Regions from separate parts of the Homo sapiens genome. Here all the other regions are linked to region 1. The links are chromatin contacts, found by Hi-C or POLR2A ChIA-PET in ENCODE. All regions are on one chromosome and are shown on one strand. The core of a region is the stretch at or near the end of the contact, and the rest is flanking DNA. Distances in the headings are between cores, read along the strand shown.

Region 1 (4,479 bases), core at 1,001-3,500:
ATAGAGATCTTAATAGGATTCACAAGCATTATTTCAACTCGGCCCCTGGTGTATGGGAAGAACTGGACTTGGTAAAAACCTTCACAGGGTTTCAAAACACAAATCTTGGACTGCATTCAGATCCCAGTACTGCCACTTTTTAGCAGTGACCTTGGATGCACTGCTTAATCTGAGTTTCAATTTGTCTTTTGTAAACTAAGGATAATATCCATTCTTACTTGCATCTCTACACATGAAAAGAACTCAACAACAGTACCTGGCACAAAGGTGTTCCATAAATGGTCAGAAGCCTTGGGCTTTGGATAGTCAAAAATGTACTGGATTCAATAATGTAAAAAAGAAACAACAGTTCTACCCTTCAGGTTAAGTCGGTGGAAATACATGCATCTAATTTCACTCTCTTGAAACCCCATAAAAAACACGTAAAGGAATTGTTTTTTAAAAGACAAACTCAGGAGAACAGGAGATGGGACAATAGGAACAACATTTTGGAAGCTCCAAAGCAGACAGATGAGTGGTAACCAACTCAGCAGGCAAGGGAAAAAGATGAAAAAAAAAAAGAAAAAAAAAAAACCTCAAACCAGCAGTGACCAAAGCTGAAAATGGGCACAGGGCTCCTCTGAAACTGGGGGATAAGGGGGTCTCAAACGTGCAGAGGCTGGAAAGGAAGGCATCTGAGAAGCTGTTATGTCTAGCTCCCCTTTCCATTCCACAGAGGGACTGCACTTTCCCCAGCCAGGAAAATATCCAAAGGATTATTTCCTAAAGAGGGTAAAACATAGGGTACCTATCCTGGGAGGCATAGTCAGGTCATGAGTATTCTAATGAAAATAGGGTCATTAAGTGACCAAATACACACTGAAGCCTGAATGCAGAGAGACTGCCCTCAAGTCCTCTTTCCCCAAGAAGCTCCCAGACTAAGCACTAGACCTACCCTTCCTGCAGGAGACTTGAAGGCTTCTCTAGGGCATCTAATAACCCAAGGTGAAAGATCTAAAGATATATTGTCATAGGTATTTCCCAACAAATGCCCAACCCAGATCACTCTATAGTGAAAAAAAATTCAACAAGCTCCACCAACCTGCTTAGCTTCAGAGCAGCTTTCTAGTTCCCAAGAAACCAAGGATTACCAGACATCTGAGAAAAGCCTCTACCAAGGAAGACAGATCAAAATAAGCAAACAAAAGAGCACTGGGAACAGAAACTATACACCTAGGAGAAAAATTAAGCAAATATATACCAATGATATCCTTGGAGACATAAGATACTACATCCATAAAATAAGAAAATGATTTTTTTAACCCAGGAAACTAAAGAACCGAAACAAACACTTTTGGAATTGAAAATTATTATGAGAAATCAAAAATAAGAGAAGTGTTAGAAGATATTACTCCAAAATTAGAGCAAATACGAAGAGACGAAAAATAGGAGAAAACAGAAAATCAGATAACTGTTATGGAGATTCCAGCTCCTGAGTGTTAGTTGCAGAATGAAAAGAAAAATGGAGAATAAATGTTTCAAAAATAATTTCCCAAAACTGAAGAATTGAGGTGTCAGAATGAAATGGCACATAGTATGTCATAGAATGCCCAGCATAGTGGATGAAAACAAACCCATGTCATGGCCCATTAGTGTGACATTTCAGATCCTTGGGGACAAAAAGACTTTATAAACTTGCAGAGAGAAAAAGAAATCAGGTCCTAAGTATCCTGTCAGGAATCAGAATGGCTTCATACTTCTCTACAGCAATAGTAGAAACAGAAGACAACAGATCAACGTATTAATTTTCCTTTAGAGCTTTGAATTCTACTCCCAAACTCCCACCACGTATGATAGTAGAATAGACATTTTCAGGTATGCAAGGCCTCGAAAAACTTACCTCCCTTGTACCCTTTCTCACAAAGTTACTGGAAGTGCTCCACTAAAACCAGCAAGCAAAACAGAAGATATAAAAAGAAAAGAAGCTCTGACTCAGGAGAGAGGCCAAGGGAAGCTCCGGATGACAGCTGTGTACTAAAAGAAGACAACCAGTCCAGATTGGTGCAATGTGACTCAAGAGAGGGGCACACTGAGAACTTTCATCACAAGATGCCTGCTGCCGTTAAACCTGAAAACAATGATGGGGTGAGCTGGATGAGGCTTCTTCTGTTTTGCTTTTCCTGGCGTGGGCTGAGGAGATTCCTGTTCTTCTCCACTGCCTGAACCAGCAAAGGACTCTCATTTCACTCCAAGGCAGGCTTCTGAGAACTGGAGGCAGGCATCAAAGAGCTGAAGAGTAGGAAACGCAGAGCAGCCTGTGCCCCCACCACATTCCTGCTGGGCGCTCAGTACCAGTTCCACACTAAGTGTTGTCAAATGTCCTGCCTATCAGGAGACCCATTTTTCCTCAGATTCACTCAAGGCTTTACCCACCAACTTCCCCACAATAAGCTCTGAAAGCAGAAGCCAGATTTCTCCCAGAGACTTGGTGGGCTTTCATCAAACAAAACCAATGTCTCTCTTTCCTTGCACAGCTAGGTTTGTGCTTGCTGCTTGGTTTTCAAAACCATACAATATATTGTTTAGGGATACATACATAACTCTGGATGCTAAAAAGATAAGGAAGAAAATGAGTGACAAGTCAGGGTAGTGGTTATCTCTGGAGGTTATGCAACTGGGAAAGGGAACAGAGGAAAGGTCTTTAAGGAGCTGCTATTTTCCCATTTCTTAAACTGGGGGTGTGGGCCCGTTAGAATTTTAAAATTATTCTTTATATTGTACCTATATCTACTAAACATTCTTTTGTATTTACAATACATTTTGCAATTTATAAGATGATTTGGGTCACAGATTATGTTACAAAGAGTACAAGAATCTATACCATTTGTCTCTGTTGTTCCCCATAACAGCAGTGGACAGTCTGTTCCCACCATCACGATCCTTTAATATGGCCCAAGACAGCAGTCACAGAACAGCAATTCTAGAAGACACTTTATGGCAGGAACAAACAGAAACAAGACCCTCTGTAATTAGCTTTCATATACAGCCATGAGAAATGCCCTAATGCACCTCAACTAGTGGGGATTCCTGCAAGCTGACAGGCTTCTGAAACCGAAGTGTCTAGCCAAAAGAGATTGTTCTCACCATTTCCCCAACGTGACTTAGTCTTGTTTGAACAAACTGGCAATTCCAAAATAAATACCCCAGACAACAGGTTCACTTTCCCAGCATGATTCAGATGAAGCAGCAGAAATGTTTATTGTTAACTACTGACCCATGTTTGGTCAATTTCCTTAAACACTATGTATGCTATGCGCATACCACCATGACTAAAAGTCACTTTTCTTGAAAGGCATCTTGCTATTCGATTTCACTAAGCTGCTCCAACAGAAAAACTCTTTCCAAATTCTCATGTGCTGAATATTTTCCTTACGTGTGTAGTCAAAGAAAGAAAGAAGTCATTCTACAGCATTCACAGAGGACTGAAGATGCAGCCCAAGTCTCATGCTGTTTAGCCATCTGGCTGAGATGCGGCCTGCCTTCCCTACCCACCGATTTTCTCTTACCTCTTTTGGAATTCAACTCAAAATTCAGAGGCAGACAATCGAAAGCAACTGGGCACTGATTTGAGTAAGAGCATTATATTCCACTCACCTGACTAATAAAGTGAAACAGCTGGCTACGTTACATTAACACCAATGGATTTATACCTTGACTTTTCTAAAATATCACTGGAAACAGCATCTTCAGAAAGAATAATTTTTCTCAGACTTAAACTGCCTCCACTTGAAGAAGATTGCTCCATTGTGAATAGGCTCACCTCTGAGAAAACTCAGTGAAGTGTATCAAGACATGGCCACAGTACTCTTTTTCATCAGATGTTTCTGATAAAATATTGGCCATCAATAATGACTCTTCTCCCAGATTAGAGCTTCTCAACCATGGCTGCACACTGGAATCACCTGGGGAGCTTTAAAAACTACTGGTGCTTGGGTCTCACCTTCCAAGAATGAGCTACTAGGTCAGGGATGTGGTCTGGGTTGAGTTTGGAAAGCTCCCCAGGTGATTCTAATGCGCAGTCAAAGGTAAGAAATATGGTCTATTAGAGAATAATAGTGACCAGTTTCCTCCTGTCGAAAATATAAGCTAACATTTCCTAAAAACCATCACTGCTTTAACAGTGTGTATGTTTACATATGCCATGCAGCATAGCTAAGTAATTAAGAGCACAGAATCTTGAGTTAGGCTACCTGGGTTTGACTGCTGGCTTTGCCACTCACTGGCTGAGTGATCTTGGACAACTTATATAACTGCTCTGTGCCTCAGTTTCCTTATCTGTGAAATGGGTTAATATGAATACCCATAGATCACAAAATGGTATTTAATTAGTTGATATTTATAGAATGCTTAAAACAATGGATATGACACAGAACATGTCTTAGTAATGTTTGCTGGATAAACTGTCAAGCCAGTTTCTGTCAAGAACCCCAAATAATACAG
Region 2 (4,947 bases), core at 2,338-4,837, 38 kb before region 1:
TTCCTTGAATCAACCCTGAGAATTTGGCTGCCATAATTAAAAATAAATAAGATCTATAGGCATGGCCAATAATTCATTTATTTTAAAAGGCTATCCATTAGCATTAGGAGATATACCTAATGTAAATGACGAGTTAATGGGTGCAGCACACCAACATGGCACATGTATACATATGTAACAAACCTGCACGTTGTGCACATGTACCCTAGAACTTAAAGTATAATAAAAAAAATAATAAAAGGCTATGCATTATTCCCCTCCTTCAAGCAGGTAAATCTATAGAAATGAAAGCATGTTCCACTCCAAGCTATAGTTTGATACTTTAAAAGCCAGTATGGGAAATAAATATCTTCATGTGTATGTCGACGTGAACCAGAAATGTTCAATATCATTAGCACCAGGAACAAACCTATGGGAGGACTGATCTGAAGAATCAATAAAGCTTGACAAACACATGGAAAACTGTAGTGTCTTGAGTATTGGTTTTCCACCAAGCACATTCTAGAACGAAAGCTTAAGAAACTTAAGTACTCTGGTTTTGGCCCTGAGAAGAGAAACAAGAGGCCACAGGTGCAACATATATGAGAAGAACCCACTCTGAAACTGTGGAATTGCCTTTCAAAGTAGCTCTAACCAAAAGTGATGGGCTGAGTCACGAGATAAGGCAACCGCATCGTATCTGCTCACCCCACAGCCTGGGAGGGGGATTTGATTGGCTGTTCATGAACGAAGGGCACAGTCTGGAAACAGAGTTAACCATGTATGTGTGTGATAAACGACATTTATTGAGCAGTACCGTGCTCCTTATACGCTTCATCACATTTATTCTTAATCTCTGTTTTGCAGATGAAAACCTGAGGCTTTCGGTTGTTGACTTTCAGCAACGTGCTCAAAGTCACAAAGCAAATAAGTGGTATAGCCCGGAGTCCAATCAATTTCTGTCCAACTCGAAGGCAGTTTTCTTGGCCATTATTATATTCTGCCTCTTGCGGCAGTGTAAGTAACAGCAGTCAAGGCCAAGGGCTGAGTTCCTCTGTCCAATATTACCCAGTCACTGACCCTCTCGTCTAGGTAGGTGAACGCTAAAGAGAAGCCTGGTTTTCTTTATACTGCCTAAGGGCTTCCTACGAGTGAGCTGTGAGGAAACCAGTACCCTGAACCAATTTCCACAGCGAGGTTTCTTGGGCAGTTTCTAATTGTCAATAGCCAGGAAACATGGGTAAACGCAGAGTGGGAAGAAACGGACTCTACAGACTGACCCTGGGGGCACTGGCCTTTTCCCTTCTCCTTTCCTGGGACGGGCCTCCCGTGCCCCTTATTGGGCATACTCCATTTTATGAACTGGGCTGTGTTCTGGATTATTTATACATTACTTGTTTGAAACTCAAAATGTATTTTCTTTGAGAAACCATGTTATACCTGGTGGCTTGTTTCTAGGCCAGTCCTCAAAAATCTATATTTAAGCCAGTATTAGGGAAAGTTATAGGGAAACAGATTTTTGGCTCATTACAAGGAAGAACTTTCTAATAATAGGCACTGCCCAAAATGGAGTGGGTTGCCTTGGGAGGTGTTACAACAGAAGGTAAACAGCTTTCTGGGCAGCCCCATAGAGACTCTGGATGCAACCATGGGACAGAAGTCCTATGACTGGGAACCCAGCAGGAAGGCCTAAGTTACACTGTTTCTCAAAACCTGTTCTCATTCTGACTATTGTCCCAGAAGACTTGTGCTAGCTAATTGGCTAGCCTTTGCTAGCCAATTATCTCCCTGGATTTTCATACATGGATGAATAGGAGCATTAACAGCACAGGAATTGGGGAAACCATTTTCCCAGATCTGGAGTTTCATTTCCTTTGATCTTCAAAGGAAGCGATAGGTCATACAATTTTGACACATTAAGAGCAAGAGAAAAGCCTGTTCAGTGTAATGGGGCTGCAATGAAAATGAGCTGTGTTCTTTAAAAGAGGATATGGCACTGGAAGGAGTATTTGCCTTATTATTTTAATTCTTCTATTTTCCATAAGCAAATACACTCTACATCACTTAGAGTCAGAAATCCTGGATGACTTTAAGAATCAGTGAAGCTGGTTAAAGATAAATTTACAAAAACTATAGTTGCAACCTTCATACTTTTCACATATAGACAAGGATTCTGTCAAAAACCTGACATATATTGGAACTAAAAAGAGGAAGTATCTAATAAGGTGCTATTAGTAATGGTATATTGCACCAGAGATCTATTCCTATAGAAAATTACATAGCTCGTTACATGGCTATGGGGGCAAATACAACTACACTTTGGACCCTGAGGCAACACAACCATCAAGCTTGCTCCTGCAGGATACATGCAGGGCTCTACCTGCTCAGCCCTCCTGCCCCATCGCTGCTCAGCCAGGTCCTACCTGCCTTTCAAAGCACAACGAAGATGTCCTTTCACCAAGAGGCCTTTCCTGACACTCAAAGACAATAATCATTTCATCCTCTTCTAAATGTGCTTAAGATTTTCCACATACCTCTTATGACTGACTTCTTTTTGGGGGGATGGAGTCTCGCTCTGTCGCCCAGGCTGGAGTGCAGTGGTGTGATCTCAGCTCACTGCAAGCTTCGGCTCCCGGGTTCATGCCATTCTCCTGCCTCAGCCTCCCGAGTAGCTGGGATTATAGGCGCCCGCCACCACGCCCGGCTAATTTTTTGTATTTTTAGTAGAGACGGAGTTTCACCATGTTGGCCAGGCCGGTCTCGATCTCCTGACCTCATGATCCACCCGCCTCGGCCTCCCAAAGTGCTGGGATTACAGGCGTGAGCCACCGCATCCGGCCATTACTGACATTTTTACCTTGTATTCTAAGACTTTGGGTACACCTTATCTGCATCCCCAGTCATCTGCTCCCTGAAAAAGAGATGAGTCCCTCATGGGATTGTTATTAACTATATATATATATATATATATATGTAATCACATTTCTGATAATGAAATATGACTAGAAAGAGTGCTTTGTTTGCAAATAGCTCTCATCAAGGACACATTAACAGGGCATTTTTCTTTGGTTTCTGAGGTTGCTAAGAGGGCATGAGATGGGAGAGGTTGGGCAGGGATCCTTACATGTAAAAACGGCTAGAGAGATGCAATAGTCAAGTCTGGAAACAGCATCAGAAGCTGTTGCATTCCTTCCATGTTGTGCTTAGAAATAAATATGACTGTTGTGGTCTTAGACAAATGAGAAGTCCAGAAAAGTATAACCTGGTAATCAGGTCCCTCAACTCAAAGACCAGTGATATAAGCCTCTTCCTTCCCCAAGAGTCACCAAAACAACTTATTTTAGAAAGCTAAGGCTTCTCAGCAAGAAGCAGAAATCCTTCCCCTTTGACAGTGTCAGCTGAAAGTGACTGGCCCAGTGACCACTCTTTAAAGCTGCATTGAAGGGCCAGAATGGTTGAGTCCTACCTGTGCTCCACACAAGTTATGGCCAAGGACATGCTTTCCTGGGCACAGGAAAGCCCCTGGCTCTTACCACATGTCTTCACTCACAGCCAAGGGCTGTCTGAAGCCCTGGCACACACTGTGAGTGACTGTGACCAAGGACTGCACTGGCTTGCTGGCAGGATGGACCAGCAGGCACCATGGCTATATTCTGACCTCTTACATCAATTGATATTATTTTTAGTAAACCATTCTCTCAACTCATTTTGCCTCGCATTATTCAAACGTAAAGTATCTTAACCACAAATCATGTGGCTACTAGCAAGAGATGATACAAGCCACCTTGAGCAAGGGGCTTCCTGAGGGCCATGGGCATCCTGTAGGGAAGCACAAGCCGCTGGCACTTCCTGGGACAGGAAGCCAAAGGAGCTACCCTTCCCTATAGTCAGGGCTCTGGGATGTACTTCTCTTGCACATCAGCTGCATTCTTCTCTATCTATGCACACTGGCTCTCTCTGTCCAAAAGCCTCCCATTAGAGCATTCCCAATTCAAACATCCAACAGAGACTGATGAGCAGCCTTGAACACAAATTTCAAATTCATGGAAGAGAGAATCTGAGGGGCCTGTCTCAGGTCAGGTGACCTCCCGGAAGCCATCAGCTGTGATGAGGGCAAGGCCATGTCCCAATGCCCCATCTTATCAGCAAGTGCTAGGAGAACAGATGGTCAGAAAAGGCTGTGAGCCGGGCAACCCACAGATTAACATGCCTGTCACTGCGAGACTTGGCTATCCCTTTCCTCCTGAAATAAAGGATAGGGACTGTGAAGCAGCCTATGTGTTCAGCCTGACTTTAAACACTGCATCCTGTACAGCATCAGAAAACTGTGGTGATAGACCTATTAACAGCACAACCCTTTGCCCTGAACGGACCCTGGGGAAACCCAACTCGGGTAGCCACAAGCAGCCTGTACCAGCGAGAGAACAGAATCCCTGGTTGGCTAACCAGGGGGCCTACAAGGAGGGTGCAATACTGGCAATTCTCAGGAGGCCAGGCCCTTCCCTCAGCTCCTCCCAAAAGTGTGGCTTAGGTCCTTGACCACATAAGGCTACATGCCAAGTGACTTCAAATAAATGAAGACACTATCTTGAAGGAATTGGCTTGTTGCCAAACTCACCATACTCTATGGACCATTCAAAGTAGGTCTCTCTTAAATGATCCAATGGCATTGGCAGGATCCTTTGGATATCCTTTCACCATCACTGAGCCTCTCACCACACCTCTTGAACCACCACCCCCCTTCTGACTTGTGAGCTCAGCAAGTGGCTAACATTACTGCAGCAGGGACTCTTCCCATGCAAGAATGAGGGCTTGGCGGTCATCAGAAATGTGTCAGTGTGGACAATACAGCATACGAAGAGGTGTCACACTGTGTCACAATCTGTTAACATACTCATTTGGGGTGAAGAAAGGGCCTAAGGACCAAGCATATATAAAATAAGTGCCTTCCAAAATGCTAGAGGGTAT
Region 3 (4,818 bases), core at 1,810-4,309, 51 kb after region 1:
GGTCAAAGGGAAGGAGTGCTTTGCTTTGTGAAACAGGCTGGCAGTTCTTCAAACAATTAAACTTAGAATTACCATGTGACCTAGCAATTCAACTCCCAGGTACATACCCAATAGAAATGAAGACATGTTCACACAAAAATCTGTACATGAATGTTTATAGCACCATTATCCATGATAGCTAAATGACCCAATCAACTCAAATGTCCCCCAACAGACAAATGGATAAACAAAATGTGCTATAATCATTCAATGGAATATTATTCAACCATAAAAAGGAATGAAGTACTGATATACACTACAACATGGATGAACCTTGAAGTAATTATGCTGAGTGAAAAAAACAGTCACAAAAGGGCAACTATTGTATGATTACATTTATATGAAATGCCTGCAATATGGAAATCTCTAGAGACAGAAAGTAGTGGTTGCTTAGGGCTGGCAGGGGGTGGGCATGAGGGTGGGAAGTTGAAATTGGGGGGTAAACGGGATAACAGCTAAAGAAACAGGTTTCTTGTGAAATGATGCAATGTTCTAAAATTGACTGGGGTGATGGTTGCACATATCTATGAATATACTAAATATACAGAAATATATACCACTTATATACTAAAATATGTGCTACTTATACTAAAACTCACTGAATCGTATACTTTAAATAGGTGGCTTTTATGGCATATGAATCATGCCTCAATAAGGCTACTTAAAAATAACGTCTTGTTTAAAATATCCTCACACATCCGAAGAGATCTTATTCTTTTGGTTGTAAGTATGAAATGATTACAACAACCAAAGCCAGAACTGGCTTTGGTATTTAAACTATTGAAAATGTTCCAGGTTAACATTTAAGACTATGAAAATCTTGAAAGTAGAAAAAATTAAAATGAAGGCATCAAGGAACTTCCGGAGGACATAAAATGCAGTGATTGTTTAAGATGTATTGGGGGCATTAAGTAATTAGATTCATAGGGGTGGAATGTAAGCAAGGAGAGTTAAAGTGCTCATATGAAAAGCCTCAGCCTGGAAGACCCCCTTCTTTACCAGCTTGCAGTGATTCTGAAAGAACAATATTTCTTCATGTGCACTGTTAACCTTATTTTTAAGGAAGATAAAAATACCTCCCCCCTCCCAATATGATTCACTCCAGTAACAAATAGGAAGTCAAGTAAATGATAAAGGGCCAAACAAAAAGAGATTTAAGGAAACACATAAAAAGCTAAACCAGTTCCCAGGAATGGCTACTGGGAAGTTTCAGCAATCAGCATGTGTTACTGCTTTTTACAGGCAGAGCATAAGATGATATGATCTGTGCATAGCTCACAATTCCACTACTGAGACATTTCAACCTGTGTCGTTGTCAGTCCAAATAAAGTCCGTTTCTGTGTTTGCCTTGTGCAATATGCCAGTTAATCTATCCTAGCTCATTGCAGAGCTCCTGGTATGTGTGGTCTGGGGAGTCCATACCTTCCCTGACTTGAAGAACCACCAACGCCAGCGATAAGGAAATGTCCGGGTGCATTAGGAATATTTTTGATCCTCAATAAATCTCTGCTTCTTCCTTGACCATTGCAAACAGTCCGGTTTGCCATCTAGCTGATTCTCGGTACCTCATACAGCACTGTGCTCCAGTTTCAAAGCAAAAATAGGGCTAATATATGGTGGTGGGTGAGGGGCGGGGGTGAGGGGTGCAAGAAGAAAACAAGCAAAGGTTGAACTGGCTTTTCCTACAGAGCCTCAGATTTCAAAATGACTGCCGTAGAAGCTAAAATGACCCAGATTTGGGGGACAAGGGGGGAAGAGGGTCGATATTCATTCCCCTGCGGGGTAGCTGTAGCTTGATTATGGGCGTAAGGAACTAGGGAAGACGGGGTCACCGACATGAAAAGAGAAATAACAGGGAATGGTCTTTAAGTACCACGCACCTCTCTCAGTGAATCACTGCAGTGTCAGCCCTGCACTGATTCCATGATTTGCCAAACAGGATGAGGTAAGGCACAAGCCTGGAGCCCCCTCCTCCTCCTCCTCCTCCCCCTCCTCCTCCTCCCCCCTCCCCCGCGCAGAAAGGCGCATCCCTCCGCGAGGTGCACCACGCAGCCCCCCGCGGCCCTGGCTGAGGGGTGACGTCACCCTTCTGCATTGAGCTTCAAGGACCGGCGGCAGCACTGGATAGATGGGGAGTAGAGTTGGGGCGCTATCTCTATCACCAAGTGGAGGGGACCCTCTGCCAGGGCGCTGCGGATTGTGCTCATGCAGTGACAGAACCACCAGATAGGGAGTGTAAGGATGCAGGGAGGTGGGAAAGGAATCCAAAGACTCATCTCTTGGGTCACCAAGAAACCTCAAAGATGCCCCCGGCTTATGTAAGACCCTCTCCCTTTCGTGCGCCTCCACGCGGTGACAACGCCTGCTCCCCATCGTGCGCTTGGGAGACTTCGGTCGCCCTTGCCCAGCCAGGCAGGCACGGTGCTTCTGGTGCCTCCCTCCCGCAGCCCCGTGGGGTCAGGAATAACTGGGAATCTGAGATTAAACCCCACGCTCCCGTGTCCTCTCCTAGCCCGCCACAGGTTAGCTCCAAGAGGCGCCGCGAACCGGCTGGTAGGGGAAGGGAGAGAAAGGTGTACAGCGAGGAAAACAGACGAATAAACCCGCAACTTTCCCCAGGAGCTGACCCTATCCCGGGAGATTATAAAAGAAACTAATGCATTAACATTTTTTTTTTGGAAGGTCGACAACCTGCAGTCACCGACACTCCGCAGCCCCTTGCAGCCTGCGCGGAGCGAGGTCTAGGGTTCCAGCAGCCCCGACCCGCACCCTGCCATCCTGCAGCCCCGACCCAGCACCCCGCGCCTGTCTCCTTAAAGAGGGGTCCCAGATTTGATTTTTGGTTTGGGTTTTCCTCCCCACTTCTTTTCTCAGAGCATCATCATACGGACCGATGGACAGCGACTCGGCCACCGGCCCGGCGTGGGCACTTACCCAGAAGACGAAGGAGTAGATGATGAGGAGGGTTTTGAGACAGGTTATCACAGGTTTGGTCTCCATTCTCCTCGATGCCATACTACAGAGCTCCGGCGGCGGCGGCGGCGGCGGCAGGCGGCGGGCGGGCGCGCGGGAGGGGGAAGAGGCGGGGCGGGGCGGGGCGGCGCGGGGCGGGGGCGCGTGCCGCGAGAGGCCTCGTGAGCGCGCAGGCGAGGCCGTGCGCGTGCGTGAGCGCGCACCGCGCGGGGCTCCTACTGAAAAAGCCGGGCCGGGCAGTGACTGCGCATGCGGGAAACGCCGCCCGCGTTCGCAATACTGCGCAGGCTTAGACCCCCAGCGGAGGAGGGAGGCGAGGCCAGGCGAGGCCAGGCGAGGCGACACGGGGCGCGGCAGGACAGTGGGGAGGGAATGGGAGAATTTAGAGGCCGGGTCAGAGGTCACGGGAACCTCTCCCAGTCCGCCCTGGCATTTAGATTTCTGCTTTGTACACAGTTGGGCGTTACATTTGCAGGTATGCCTGCACCTGGCTATGGGAAGTTTATGGGTGCCCCGCTGCCCATCAGTCACGTTTCTGCATTTTGACACCCCCCAGGGCCTTCTCACATGGAAATGGCCCCGTAGTCATGTCCTTGGCAACCAGCAGGCCTTGTTTGTGCCAGGAACAGACAGGTGGCCAGAGATACAGCTGGAGGGATGGGCAGGAACGCCGGAGCTCAGACAGACCCCAAATCCTCGCCACCACAGGTATCTGCAGGCTCCTCCATTTTTCAGATTTGTCTTACATTTTGAAATAATAAAACGAAATGACAAGAAAGGTCTGTATGAGGCGTCATTCTTGCTGCGCATACAATGTTTAACAGAATACAGAAAAATGTTTAATATGCCTGAGAATCATTTGCAGCGCGCTAACAAGTACAGTCCACCTCCCTCCTGTAAAGGAAAGCTGCATTGAGGTCAAAAAATAATGTTCACAACCAATTTGGAGTTCCTCAAAAAGTTGAACAGAGTTTGCATATGATCTAGCAACTCCATTCCTGGGTATTTACCCAAGAGAAATGAAAATATATGCCCACACAAAACCATATACATGAATGTTTATAGCGGCATTATTCACAATAGCCAAAAATTGGAAACAACTCAAATATCCGTCAGCTGATGAGTGGATGACCAAAATTCGGTGCCTCCATACAACGGAAAATTATTCGGCCACAAAAAAGAATGAAGTACTACTGGTAAATGCTGCAACGTGGATGAACCTTGAAAATATGCTAAGCGAAAGACGCCAGACACAAAAGACCACATATTGAATGATTCATGTATAGGAAATATCCAAAATAGACAAATCCATAGAGACAAAAGAGATTAGTGGTTGCAGCGAGTGGGAGGCAGGAATGAGGTGACTTTTAATGGGTAAGCGGCTTCTTTTTAGAGTAATGAGAATGTTCTAGAATTACATAGTGATGATGGTTGCACAATACTGTGAATTACTAAAAACCACTGAGTTGTATACTTTAAGAGGATGACTTTTATGATATATTAATTATATCACAATAAAAACGTACATTCCACCCAGATATGGTTTGTAGAGGAACACACAGATTCAGTGGGAGATTTAGCTTGATTGCTAAGAGACTAGTCAAAAACAGCAACACTATCACAGGTTAACTCAATCGTGGATGATGATGTTAAGGATACATATTTGTGAAAGAGTGAAAAACAGAGTCAATAAGGCTTGGGAAAAGCCTGCTAAGGTCAGTTGTTACAGGAGTAATTATTACCTCTATCCAGTTATATGTGGTCTCAGGTCAATAAGGTAACTGTATGAACAGGACAAAAATATGA

The links. A loop is a pair of places that touch in the nucleus more often than their neighbours do. ChIA-PET counts read pairs that join two places held with the same protein, here RNA polymerase II (POLR2A). Pooled maps may share reads with other maps.
Region 2: a map of gastrocnemius medialis shows a loop between it and region 1 (2.2-fold over the local background). The contact joins two enhancer-like sites. A Hi-C loop is called at or near these places in 8 of 168 maps with a recorded cell type or tissue (Caco-2, HepG2, IMR-90 and 5 more), 3 of 37 single-sample maps with no recorded cell type and 7 of 50 pooled maps. POLR2A ChIA-PET finds 5 or more read pairs at or near these places in 1 of 52 experiments (GM12878).
Region 3: a map of gastrocnemius medialis shows a loop between it and region 1 (2.9-fold over the local background). The contact joins the promoter of TSPAN7 here to the enhancer-like site in region 1. A Hi-C loop is called at or near these places in 2 of 168 maps with a recorded cell type or tissue (breast epithelium and gastrocnemius medialis) and 3 of 50 pooled maps. POLR2A ChIA-PET finds 5 or more read pairs at or near these places in 2 of 52 experiments (T-cell and WTC11).

Annotation. Positions count from the first base shown.
Region 1 is chrX:38,610,067-38,614,545 of GRCh38, reverse strand. The region is part of intron 1 of TSPAN7 (tetraspanin 7); the gene reads right to left. Among named protein-coding and RNA genes, the nearest start is that of TSPAN7, 51 kb to the right of the region's middle. Within about 2 kb of position 2,250, at least 2 of the 41 ENCODE cell types and tissues checked have a DNase peak (open chromatin) inside an H3K27ac peak, as active enhancers do; they include gastrocnemius medialis, where a contact is called at or near this core.
Region 2 is chrX:38,649,056-38,654,002 of GRCh38, reverse strand. All of the region lies in intron 1 of TSPAN7 (tetraspanin 7), which reads right to left. Among named protein-coding and RNA genes, the nearest start is that of TSPAN7, 90 kb to the right of the region's middle. Within about 2 kb of position 3,587, at least 2 of the 41 ENCODE cell types and tissues checked have a DNase peak (open chromatin) inside an H3K27ac peak, as active enhancers do; they include gastrocnemius medialis, where a contact is called at or near this core.
Region 3 is chrX:38,559,783-38,564,600 of GRCh38, reverse strand. It overlaps TSPAN7 (tetraspanin 7), which reads right to left and starts at 3,059. Exons shown (of 8, transcript NM_004615.4): 1 at 2,974-3,059. The coding sequence starts at 3,054. RefSeq lists an enhancer at 2,458-2,959.